2 separate regions of the Homo sapiens genome follow, and region 2 is linked to region 1. A link is a loop called in an ENCODE intact Hi-C map of the cell type or tissue named here. Cell type or tissue: PC-3. All regions are shown on one strand. Links, peaks and the distances in the headings refer to the core of each region. The heading gives the core; the rest is flanking DNA. Region 1 overlaps PALLD (palladin, cytoskeletal associated protein). Region 2 overlaps PALLD (palladin, cytoskeletal associated protein).

What was found. Peaks named below come from ENCODE experiments on the same cell type or tissue, not always from the same donor. Only the 100,000 strongest peaks of a DNase experiment are listed, where the experiment ranks them.
Region 2: a loop joins it to region 1, with 2.1 times the contacts of the local background. A loop is called at or near these places in 10 of 110 quality-filtered maps.

Annotation. Positions count from the first base shown.
Region 1 is chr4:168,629,480-168,634,862 of GRCh38, reverse strand. The region is part of intron 2 of PALLD (palladin, cytoskeletal associated protein); the gene reads right to left. Among named protein-coding and RNA genes, the nearest start is that of PALLD-AS1, 16 kb to the left of the region's middle. In PC-3, for the core only: CTCF peaks have their summits at 2,984 and 3,183; DNase peaks (open chromatin) are centred at 402, 3,382 and 3,912; H3K4me3 peaks cover 4,746 bases; H3K27ac peaks cover 4,951 bases.
Region 2 is chr4:168,692,386-168,697,768 of GRCh38, reverse strand. The region is part of intron 8 of PALLD (palladin, cytoskeletal associated protein); the gene reads right to left. Among named protein-coding and RNA genes, the nearest start is that of PALLD-AS1, 46 kb to the right of the region's middle. In PC-3, for the core only: no CTCF peak of the experiment used is centred there; a DNase peak (open chromatin) is centred at 2,968; H3K27ac peaks cover 2,049 bases.

The DNA of each region.
Region 1 (5,383 bases), core at 280-5,279:
AAAAAACACTGTGAGCCAGTTCAGCCAACAATTTCCATGTTTAAAAAAAAAGTTCAAGTTGGAGCCATGTGGTCTCAATAAAGTAGTAAAATATATTTTCTTTACGCTACACTTCATATGCCCATAACCTTCCTTTTAAATCATCTCTAACCAGCCCCAAATCACTCTGACCGCAAATCATTTGGTGGCTTTGGTCTCCAGGCGATGGAATGTGCTGGAGTAGACGGGGAGTCGCTACCAAGTGCGCTCTGAGGGAGCCTCCACTCCCCTCGCTCAGGCACACAGACCCCAGCAAAGCTTTGAAAAGGTTCTGCGCTGAGATAGCACATGACATCATAGCCCAATCATTCAGGAAAAAAACTGCAAGGCTGCAGAATAGCACAACATGCCACAAACCACAGTGGGCAGATAAAGTCGAAGAACAGCTTTTCTTACGAAAACATTCACAAATACCACAGGCAGCTGGCAGAGGCACGTTTAATTACATTTACAGAAAAACCACTGTATCCATTAGCCCCACCATCTTTGGGGCTGACCAACAAATGGGAAGGTCACTGAAGCCCATCTTGGAAATTGAAAAGCCAGGAAAGCTCGAAGTTTATGTCATTACATTTTATAATATGTGTTACGATTAGAAATGACCCAACTGTAAAATCACTTGATAGGCTTTGAAAGGACGTCCAAGTGAACAAGACCTCAATCATAACCTATCTTTAAATGTACAGCTGAAGATTAAATGCAGCCCAAGGTGTGAGAAATCAATTATTCAATTCATGATTAATTTAAGAGACACCGAGCTTGTTCTGAGCATAAACAAAGCTCATGCAACTGCCATCTGCCATCACATCACAGGACCCAGTCTTGTCTCTTGCAAGTGCCATTGGAGCTTTTGTTTATTTATTATTATTATTTTTTTAAGAAACTGTTCAAAGAGCTAAGTATACAGACTTTGAAGGGATGGTAAATGTATTGGATGTCCCTTTAGGCACCTCAGAGAAACAAAGTTCAATATGCATTGGCAAAGTATGATTAAAGCTTGATGGAAAAAAATTGTCCAAATAAAAATGCTATTTTACAGAGTAAACATCATCTTACAATAATTGCTTAAGTGGGAGTTTTAAAGAAAACTCGGCAGAACCTTCCATGAGACAAGAGGGATGTGTCTAAAAAGTCTCTTGTAGTTTCTAATTTTAGCCCTAGAGAGCAATCATTGCTATTTCTAGTCTGTGATTTCATTTAAATGAAGGGAGATTTTCAATAGCAAAAAGAAAAGAAAAAAGACTCAGAAAAACCATACAACAAATAAACAACAAATGTAAACACTGTAGTGATCAAAGTAGGTCTCTTTCCTAAAGGAACAATGAAAAATTATATAGTAGCTATAGACACTCATGTCTACTAGTTATGATCTTTTCAGAAACATGTTATTTTATAGCCTCCTAAGGTATCTGGCAACAATCTTTTCCATCAGACACCCAAGGATAACTTTCCATTTCAGTTGGGGGTGGGTAAGCTCAAATGCATGCTCATAACATCTTCATGTAACCCCTATAACAACCGCGGGGGGAAATGTAAGAGTCTTAGGTTACTGAAAATAACCTGTTTGCCATTATACGGGCAATTATAAGCTGGAACTTGCTTTTTTAAAATTGCTGGGTTCAGCAGAGATTTCCCATGGATTTATCGGCAACAGAAATAAACAAGCATTCCATTGAGCTCCACTTGGAAGTGTGAGAAGGGCTGATAGAAAGTCTTTTTCATCATGTGGACAGGAATTCAACTTAACCTACTAGGATGTTAAATTACACTCCAATATCCTGATGATTTTCTTAATCATCAGAAAGCTGAAATCATGCTGGTCCCTTGGAGGACAGCCCCCTTCTCAGGGGGTCTTCCCCGCTGCCCCTCTCCTAACATTCCATCACCCCTTTCCTTGTCAGTAGCCTACCTGCCAGTGAAGTGAAAGGTGACTTCAGCATTCTGGGGGTGTTCAGGTGCCAGGGTCTCTATGCTTGTAATGCAAATAGATTAGGGGAACTCTCTCTGTAAAAGTCATGCTGGTTACTTCTGGATTAAATAATTTCAGGAACTCACCAAAATTGAATATTTATAAGCGTCAGCAATGCTTTCCATAAAAACTAATGGAGAATGTCAGTTTTTCAGTCTTTCCATGGTAGAGGAGTCATCAGGAATGCATTCTTCCCTATTGTATTCTGCCTGCCACTTGTTCCCTAAGAACCACCGCCAACTGAATGCTAACAACAGGGACCCCGTCCAAAGGGAGAGGAGAACCGGGAAAGTAGCATTGGATTTGGTTAGACAAAGAACTGCAATCAAGTGAAACCCAAGAAAACAAACAAACAAGCAAACAATTTTGAGGCAACTGAAAAGCAACAGGTGTGAAAACGCCCAGATTTCTCATGGGAAAAATCACCAAAACCTTGTGAGAAACAAAGTGTTTCCAGCTAGACCTCATTCAGCAACTGAGCAGCTCTTAGGCTGTCAGAAATTGATTGCTTTGTGAAAGTTTCCTTCTATTTCAACCGAGGATGGAGCCGATTACAAAGTAATTAGAGAAAATACAAACTCATTGGGCTCAAATCGCAGCAGGCAAGTTAAACACATGAAAGAGAAGCTTCTCTAAAAGTATCATTTTTTTTAATGGAAAAAAAAAAGGGTGAGGTGGGTAGGAGAGATTATTCAACCTCACGCCTTTCTCCCCTCCCCCACCCTAACTCCAACAACAGAAAAGTCCCGCGAAGCAGGACCCGCCCCCGCCAACCCCCAAAGAGGAGTCCGAAGAAGGGATTAGGAAAACCGTGGCGGAACACGGTATTCTGAGTCCACTACAACTAAACACCCCAAACAGTACTCTTCGCACGAGTACTTGCATGCCACTGCCTGGAAAGGCTGCAAAGCTTTATTTCCTCCATGTCTGCATAGATTTAATGCTGCCACTTACCAGTTGGGCGCAAAACGCCGTCTGCCCCCACTCCCAAACAAGCTCCTCTTGGGGGTCTTTCAGATCTCGCTTATTCCCAGCTTGCAACTTCTGGGCTCTGAATGCGATCTCGTTTGCAGAATGCAACGGAGAAAATTAACTGGCAGCCGCGCTGCCAAAAGGCCGGCCCCTTGCCTGCTGCGCTCGAGAGGTCCTGGGCCCCGCCGGCTCCCGGGAAGCCTCCTGGCGGCGCAGCGGCCACGACTCAGGCTCGGTGAGAGGCCGCCGGTCTCCAGCGCGCGAATGCGCCGCGTCTCGCCGAGGGGCGCGTGTGCGCGGAGTGTGTCGGAGTGCCGGGCTGCTGGGGAGGGGGAGAGGGTGTGTCCTGGGGAGGAATGCTGCTAAACTCCAGAAATAACTCCCTTCACTCCATGCTCTTATCGCACTTAGGACGGCTTTTGCGTTGCCCAGGGGCGGGGGGAATTGTAAGAAGGTAACAGGCAAGTTCCACCGGCGATTTCTAAAGCCACTCCCCATTCAGCTGTGGTTTGAGGCATTCCCTAAAGACCTCTGTTCATTTAGGAAACGTTGCAGCTCTCAAGGGGGGAAATCCAAGAAGCAGCTAGTAGTGAATTTGTATTACTGATAAAAGAAATCAACGTCCAGCTTGAGGTTCCTTCTGTACCCTTCCACACAAGGTATCTTTCAGTTGTACTCTCCATCTGCGTTACCTCTTGTGAGTTAAATTGCTCCTCTGATGCCGCCTTACTGCAAAGCCATAAATTAATTACCCCATTACAAGTAAGCCCCTAGGAAAGGGAATGCCAAGAATAAATCTGGTCTTTGTTCTTTTTTATGTTGAACAAGTCTGCCATTAATCAAGTCTTTCCACCAATGTCTAGGGAACAGACCCAAGGTTGCGACTCATTGAGGGATGAACATGTGTACGTCTGGTTGTCCTGCAGTCTTTCTCTGCGGTATTATGTCATAGTGACTCAGTTACCACACAGACGGATATCAGGAAGAAACAACAGGAGAAACAAAACCAACCGTTTAATAAAGACCTAGCTATTTGCCAACTCTAAAGCCCCTGGCAGACAGTGCTTAATTTTTACACATTTTTAAAGATTATTTCACTACTTCCATCTTCCAGTCCCAGAACTGCTTGTCATTGGCCAGTCTGAGAAACAGACCACAAACCGTTTGAAAATTTAAGGAAGAAACTCATGAGGGACCCATGAAGCTATTAATTTTAATGGAGCCTATGAAATATCAAAGATGTGACAGATTTTTGAATTAGAAACCATATCAAAAAATGCGTTCCGGAAATAGAATCATCTTGAGAGGTCAATAGTAGAGATAGTGCAAACAGTATTTTTTGAAGTGAAAATAAAATGTTAAAAGCGTTCAGTGTATATATCTTTAGTTCGTATTTATTATCCCGAGGAAGTGGTGAGTCATGAAATATTGAATTTTTTCTTCCTTATTAAATTTTCCGCTCTTTGGGAATCAATGTAAAGTTAATAAGGATGAGGTTGCTTTTCAGACTGAAAATATTCTGGGGTTGACAGGTTCAGTCCCTTCTTGTATGTCATTAGATCTTTTTATTTATTTTTTTCCTCTACACTTCAGTTGTAAAGTTTTATTAGGGTCATTGAATAACAAGAGCCGAATACTTCGTTTATCTGAAAGGCATCACAATGAAGCAGGGTGGCCCTGTTGGGTGAGTCTTGCTAAGACACATTTCAGATCCTTACCACCTTTCTCATCTCCAGCAAGGGTTCTTAGAAAGATCTTTCCTCTGTGAATTAGGAAGGACATTGTATTAATTAAAATGCCTGGGCGAAAGAGGAAGGAAAAATTTGGAGGGTTTCAGTATATGATCACCATGAGCGCAGAAATCTGAAGAAGCCCCTCCAACTACTTTCGCTAAACCTGTGAATGTTTAGAAGTCTGAAATTTAGTCTAAACACCCAACATATATAAATGTCTTAGACAGAGAGGACACTCCTTTTACTGGTCCTGCTTGCTTGTGGGGATGAAACTGAAGGGTAGATGAAATTTCTGCTGTTCTTCCACACAAGGAGGCTGCCTTTTGGGTGGCAGCTGTTAGTGGTGTCAAATGTTACTGAAAACTCTGCCATTAGTTTCTGTGATGTGCCTGCCCATTTGCTTGTGCTCCAAATGAGAACTATCCCAACGTTACGCGGTTTGTGGCGTTTTGGGGTCAGGAGAGGTAGTGGTGACAGTGATTTTTGAGGGTGATCTACCCCACCCAGGAAGGGATGGGAGGGTGGGGGAGCTTGTTGAAAATGCAGATTCCCCTGAGCCCTGCTCAGAACTACTGAATTACAATCTTTGGGAGCTGACATCAGCTTTTATTTTTCTTTTGTTAATTTAATGTTTTGAATAAGTAATACATTTACATAATTTATATAAAAG
Region 2 (5,383 bases), core at 141-5,140, 63 kb before region 1:
TGCTCAAGGTCATCGTCAAGGTCTGATTGCAAAAATTCAAAAAATTGCAACCTCAGGCATAGATGGGTTAATTAAACTCAACATGGCCGACTTCTAGATGTCAGGACTGACCAAAGCAGAACGCTTCTGTGGGGGTAAGATGAGTGTTCCCAGCTGATCCAGGTGACAGTCCATGGAGGGGAGAGCAGGACAGCCCAAGTAGACATGAGATTTCTGGGTCAGGCTTACCGCCCTGCCATTCTGTCATCCAAATAAAAGACGGGCTGGACCAGAGGCAATGAACCTCCTAATGATGAAAGCCTCATTGCATTTGTCCCTCGAGACACGAGGCTTCAATCTGAACTTGCCCTTCATTCCTGATGCACAGCTGTCACCCTCCTGGGGATGCCCTTTGCCTCTTGCTTCTATGTGATCTCCTGCTTCCTGTACCCCACCTCTACATCTTGTCCTTTCTGGATTAATTCTCTTGCTGTGGTGGAGCACACTGTCGGGTTCCAGAGGAAAATTTGGGGGATCTTACAAGTCTGAAAATATCTTTGCTAGATTTCCATGTGAAGTTTTGCCTAGGGGCAGAATTCCAAGTTGTAGGTAACTTTTTTCACAATTTTGAAGTTCTTGCTTCATTGTCTCGTTGTGTCTAGTGTGACTGCTGAGAAGGCCTAAGCTATTTGCATCTTGCTAGTTTGTATATATAACCTGATGTTTTCTCCCAGGACACTTATAACATGATCTCCTTGTCCTGGAAATTCTGAATTTCATGATGACGTGCCTGGGTCTGGGTTTATTCCATATGTTGTGCAATCAGTGGATTTTTCCATCTGGCAATTGATAACTTTCAGTTTGGGGAACTTTAAAAAAATTATTTCATTGATAATCCTGTCTCTCGCCGCTTCTTTCTTCTCTCCTTCTGGAATCCCAGTTATTCAGCTATGCATCTCTAACTTTGTTGCCTTTTCTCTCTTACATCCCTTCTTCGTCATTTTGCTGTACTTTGTGGGACATCTGCTCGTTTTATTTCTGCTATGAACTTTTCATTTCAAGAACTCTGTTTTACAAGTGTCCTCCCCTCTCTTTTTTTTTTCTAGCTTTTCATTTTTATTTCTTGGGTGGAATGATTTCCTTGGATCCTTTAAGAGAGATTTTGTTTGTTTGTTTTTGTTTTACATTTTCCTCTCTTTGCAAACCCATTTTCTCAAAGTTCCCTTTTAGGAAGGTCACTTGTTTTTTTCTATATCATTCATGCTAGAGGTTTTCTCCAGATGCCTTTTCTCTCTGCTTGTCTGACAGGGATGGGAGTTTATTAAGCTCTGAGTATAAGAGAGGAACTTATCCACTTTGGCCTTCCCTATAGCACAATCTAAGTGGCATCTTTATAAGAGAAACTCCCAAATCATTATCTTTGGATTTATTTTTTCTCTCGGGATGTTTAAATTGCCCAGAGAAGAGTCCTTCAGTCTCTGCTGAGAGAGGTAAAGTTCATAGGCCAGCAGGCTGGAATGTGAGTCCTGGAAGAGGACTGGAAATAGGCACATTTGGCATTAAGAATTTCAAAACCCACTCAATTTTCTTTTTGCTGTGTACTCAAATGTGTCTTGAGTCTTCCCCCTCTCCCTCTAGAGCAAGCTTGTCCAACCCGTGGCCTCTGAGCCACATGTGGCCCAGGACAGCTTTGAATGTGGCCCAACATAAATTCATAAACTTTCCTAAAACATTATGAGATTTTTTTTTTAAGCTCAAAAGCTATGATTAGTGTTAGTGTATTTTATATGTGACCCCAGGTAATTCTTCTTCCAGTGTGGCCCAGGGAATTCAAAAGATTGGACACTCCTCCTCTAGAGAGTAAAACAAACTTTCTTGGTTCATGGGACTCTAAGTTTCTCAATACTTTTTAAATGGTGCTCCTAAGCCAAAAGACATAACTAATAGTTATGTTTGTTATGTAGTTATTTCCAAAGAACTTAATAAGTGTTTATGCCTAAACAATTTAGTGTTTAAAAATACATATAAATTGAAAGAAAAATACTATTATTTTATTCTTAAATAACCACTATTTCTTACTAATGGCTGTGTGCATCTGCTGGGCACTGTACCACCTCTCTTGGAATCAGATTGGATGAGCCAGCCTCATTTCATGTTTTACATGGATTTTCATGAGGTACTTACTTTTTATCACACACTCATCAAAAACTCAGTTTCACAAAGAGATTATGTCATAGAAAAGAATGGAGGGTGATCTAATGTTGAAATTCTGAACTAGTTCAAGCCAGTCATTGTGTCATATCTGTCAAATGTCAAGTTTGAATGTGTTTGCATAAAAAAATTTCAAATATATTACAGCATCCCTGTCAGCGTGGTGTGGCACCCCAGGGCATCCTGTCACACTCTTGGTGAACTATAAGTTTCATATGGCCTACTTTTGTTCAACCCACCGTCCTAACCTAGAACATGCATTAAGTTTTTACTGCATACAATCTACTGGGATCTCAAGAAACATCCCTATCATTGCCCTCCTACAACAGCACCTTAGTACATTTAACTAAGTGTAACTTACTTTATATTTTGAATCAGAGAATCAAAGCCTAGACTCTACCGTACAAGATCTAGCATGGGTCACACTGGTGAGCAGAAATTAAAATTGAAAGCAGGAGGCAATATACTTTTATATGTATAATTCCACAACCAGTAAGACGCGTTTTTGTGTTTTTAATTTTGCACGCTATTAGACAGTGCTATAGAAGTAACTCAACACAGTTTGTGGCTGTTTCCAGACAGCTGAGTGAGTAAGAGACTGAGTATTAACAGCTGTCAAATGAGTCTTCTGTGTCCCCCACCCCCAGACTAGTCTTTGAAGGAGTCTATCAGTACAAAGTCAGAATTTCAAAGAAGGCCAGAGAAGGTACTATGACAAACGGATGTTGGTCTTAAGTAAGCTGACTAGCTATTAATTCACAAAACAGTCTGAAAAGATTTGTGATGCAAGCTGACTTCTGTCTAGACAGAGAGGGGAGTGTAAAACACATCAGACAGATACGACGCAGCAGTGACAAGAAAAACCTGTTTCAGTTGCACAGATCCATTTGGAGACAACCTGCTATTTCCTTCTTTATCTAAATATCTAATTCCTAATGGGGCTATATCTAGGTACTAGGGAATTTCAACTTTATTTCTGGAGCTTTAAAACATCTTGCCCATGAATAAGGAAGAGAGTAAAGAGAAGAGAGTAAAGAGAAGAGTAAAGAAAAAATAAATAAAAAGAATGAGGGAGTGAGATGGAGAAAGAGGAAGAGAGGCAGGGAATGAAGGAGGTGAGGGGAGAGAAAGAGACAGAGAGGAGGGGGAGAGAGCGAGCAAGAGTGACTCTCTCAGAGGAAAGGAAGAGGGTAGGAAGAGACAGTAATAAAAACAGAATGCTTAAATGTTTTCCTGAATTTCAAAGGCTATTTATGTTTTAGCATTTGGAAAATATCACTGACCTAGTCCTATAAAATTTATCTCTTGCCTCAGATGTATTGTAGTCACGTCTGTTTTTCTTCCTTCCACTTAACAATGGCTAAGAAAACAGTTTTTAGGGAAGCCGGTTCCTACATACTTCTATATAGTTTAATAGCTCAGAGGTCCATTAGATATAACAGTCAATCAGGTCATTTAAAGAAGGTAAACAGTCATATTTATTTTTTGTTTTTTCCTCTGACATAGCAACTTCAAGGTCAATGTAAGGAAAACACTTGGCAACTAGTAAAAGAATCATACCTAGTTTTGACAGGCATGACAAAACATTGTTTAAGCACAAATACACTGTAACATTTGCTTGTTCTGAAGTTCTTACTCACAACAACTCATATAATTAGTCACTTGCGTGGTCATTCATGTGTTTAAGGGTTTTTTTTGTTTAAAAAACATGATCATGGATTTTATTTAATGCTGCATGCCAACGGCTGATTTCCTGAAGCACAGCATTTTAACGCTGTAAAAGGGAAAGAAGAAAGTCTCGTCGTGTCATGGTAAAAACAATTGTGGAGAAATCATCGTAGGTCAGGAAAACTCATTGTGTTAGTTTTTAATAGCTCCTGACTATATAATATTTTTTGGTGTATTGACAGATTTGCTAGAAATATTTCTCTGCCAGGAGAAATTTTTCAGAAAATGCTATTATTGTAGTTGGAATGAAGGAATCTGTTTTCTTAAACGCTTTCAGATCTAACTATGTAAATAAGAAAATTCAGTGAACACAAAGAGGAAACATTTTTCTGCATTGCTAGGACAAGGGATTTAAAAGGAAGGCCTTCCATATCTTGCTCTTTTCTGCATGATTTTGCTACATTAAAGCAAATGGCATTTAAGTACGTTCTAGAGGTCAGGTGATTCCATGAAGCTGTTTAGGACTAATTTTATTAAATAATTCACAATCAAAACTATAGTTTAGAAGCAAAGCAACAAACTAACTGAAACAGAAGGAGTGTATATAGGGTAAGTGATAAGGACACAGGGCGCAGGGTAGATGTGAAACAGAAGGAGTGTATGTAGGGTAAGTGATGAAGATGCAGGGCGCAGGGGAGATCTGAAACAGAAGGAGTGTATGTAGGATAAGTGATGAAGACGCAGGGCGCAGGGTAGATGTGAAACAGAAGGAGTGTATGTAGGGTAAGTGATGAAGATGCAGGGCGCGGGGGAGATCTGAAACAGAAGGAGCGTATGTAGGATAAGTGATGAAGACGCAGGGTGCGGGGGAGATGTTTCCTTCCTCCCTCCTCATCCAAATTTATTCTTCCTTAGCTAGCATATTCTGAGTGTTTTCCCTTTTCAAATATACACATACTGAAAACTAAGCTGTGCAGTTTCTAACTAATGTTTTGACTTTGCAGATGACTGTTTGTGATTTTCCAACCTACATTTGATAAATCATCATCACCTATGTGCATGATGACAACGTATAACAACACGATGAAAAGAGAGTTGCAGGAGTTCACTCCGAATCCAAAACGCAATGTCAAAAGCTGCCTTATTTCATGCTAGCAGTAACATTTTTACAATTTTTGGCTCAAAATTTTAGCCTTATTTATACACAAAGCATTAAAAGACATAAATTGCTTTATAGGTTTGTTTCACATAAAAAGCTATTTCTTGTAGATAAAAGATATTTGGTTCCTACTTTTATATCTACCTATCTAAAGTTGTTTAAAATAGCAAATGCACAAGATGTGCCCTAACTCCCTACAGGATTCCCATATTAGCTCATGCAGCAGATTTAATCTCAGAAAATCCATGTATTAGAAAAGTAGCATTATGCAATTTTATTCAATGACATTTCACAGACAAAATATGCAGTTGTATATTTCCACAGTCTGGAAAGTGACTACAGTATTTGATGTGATGACTGACACAT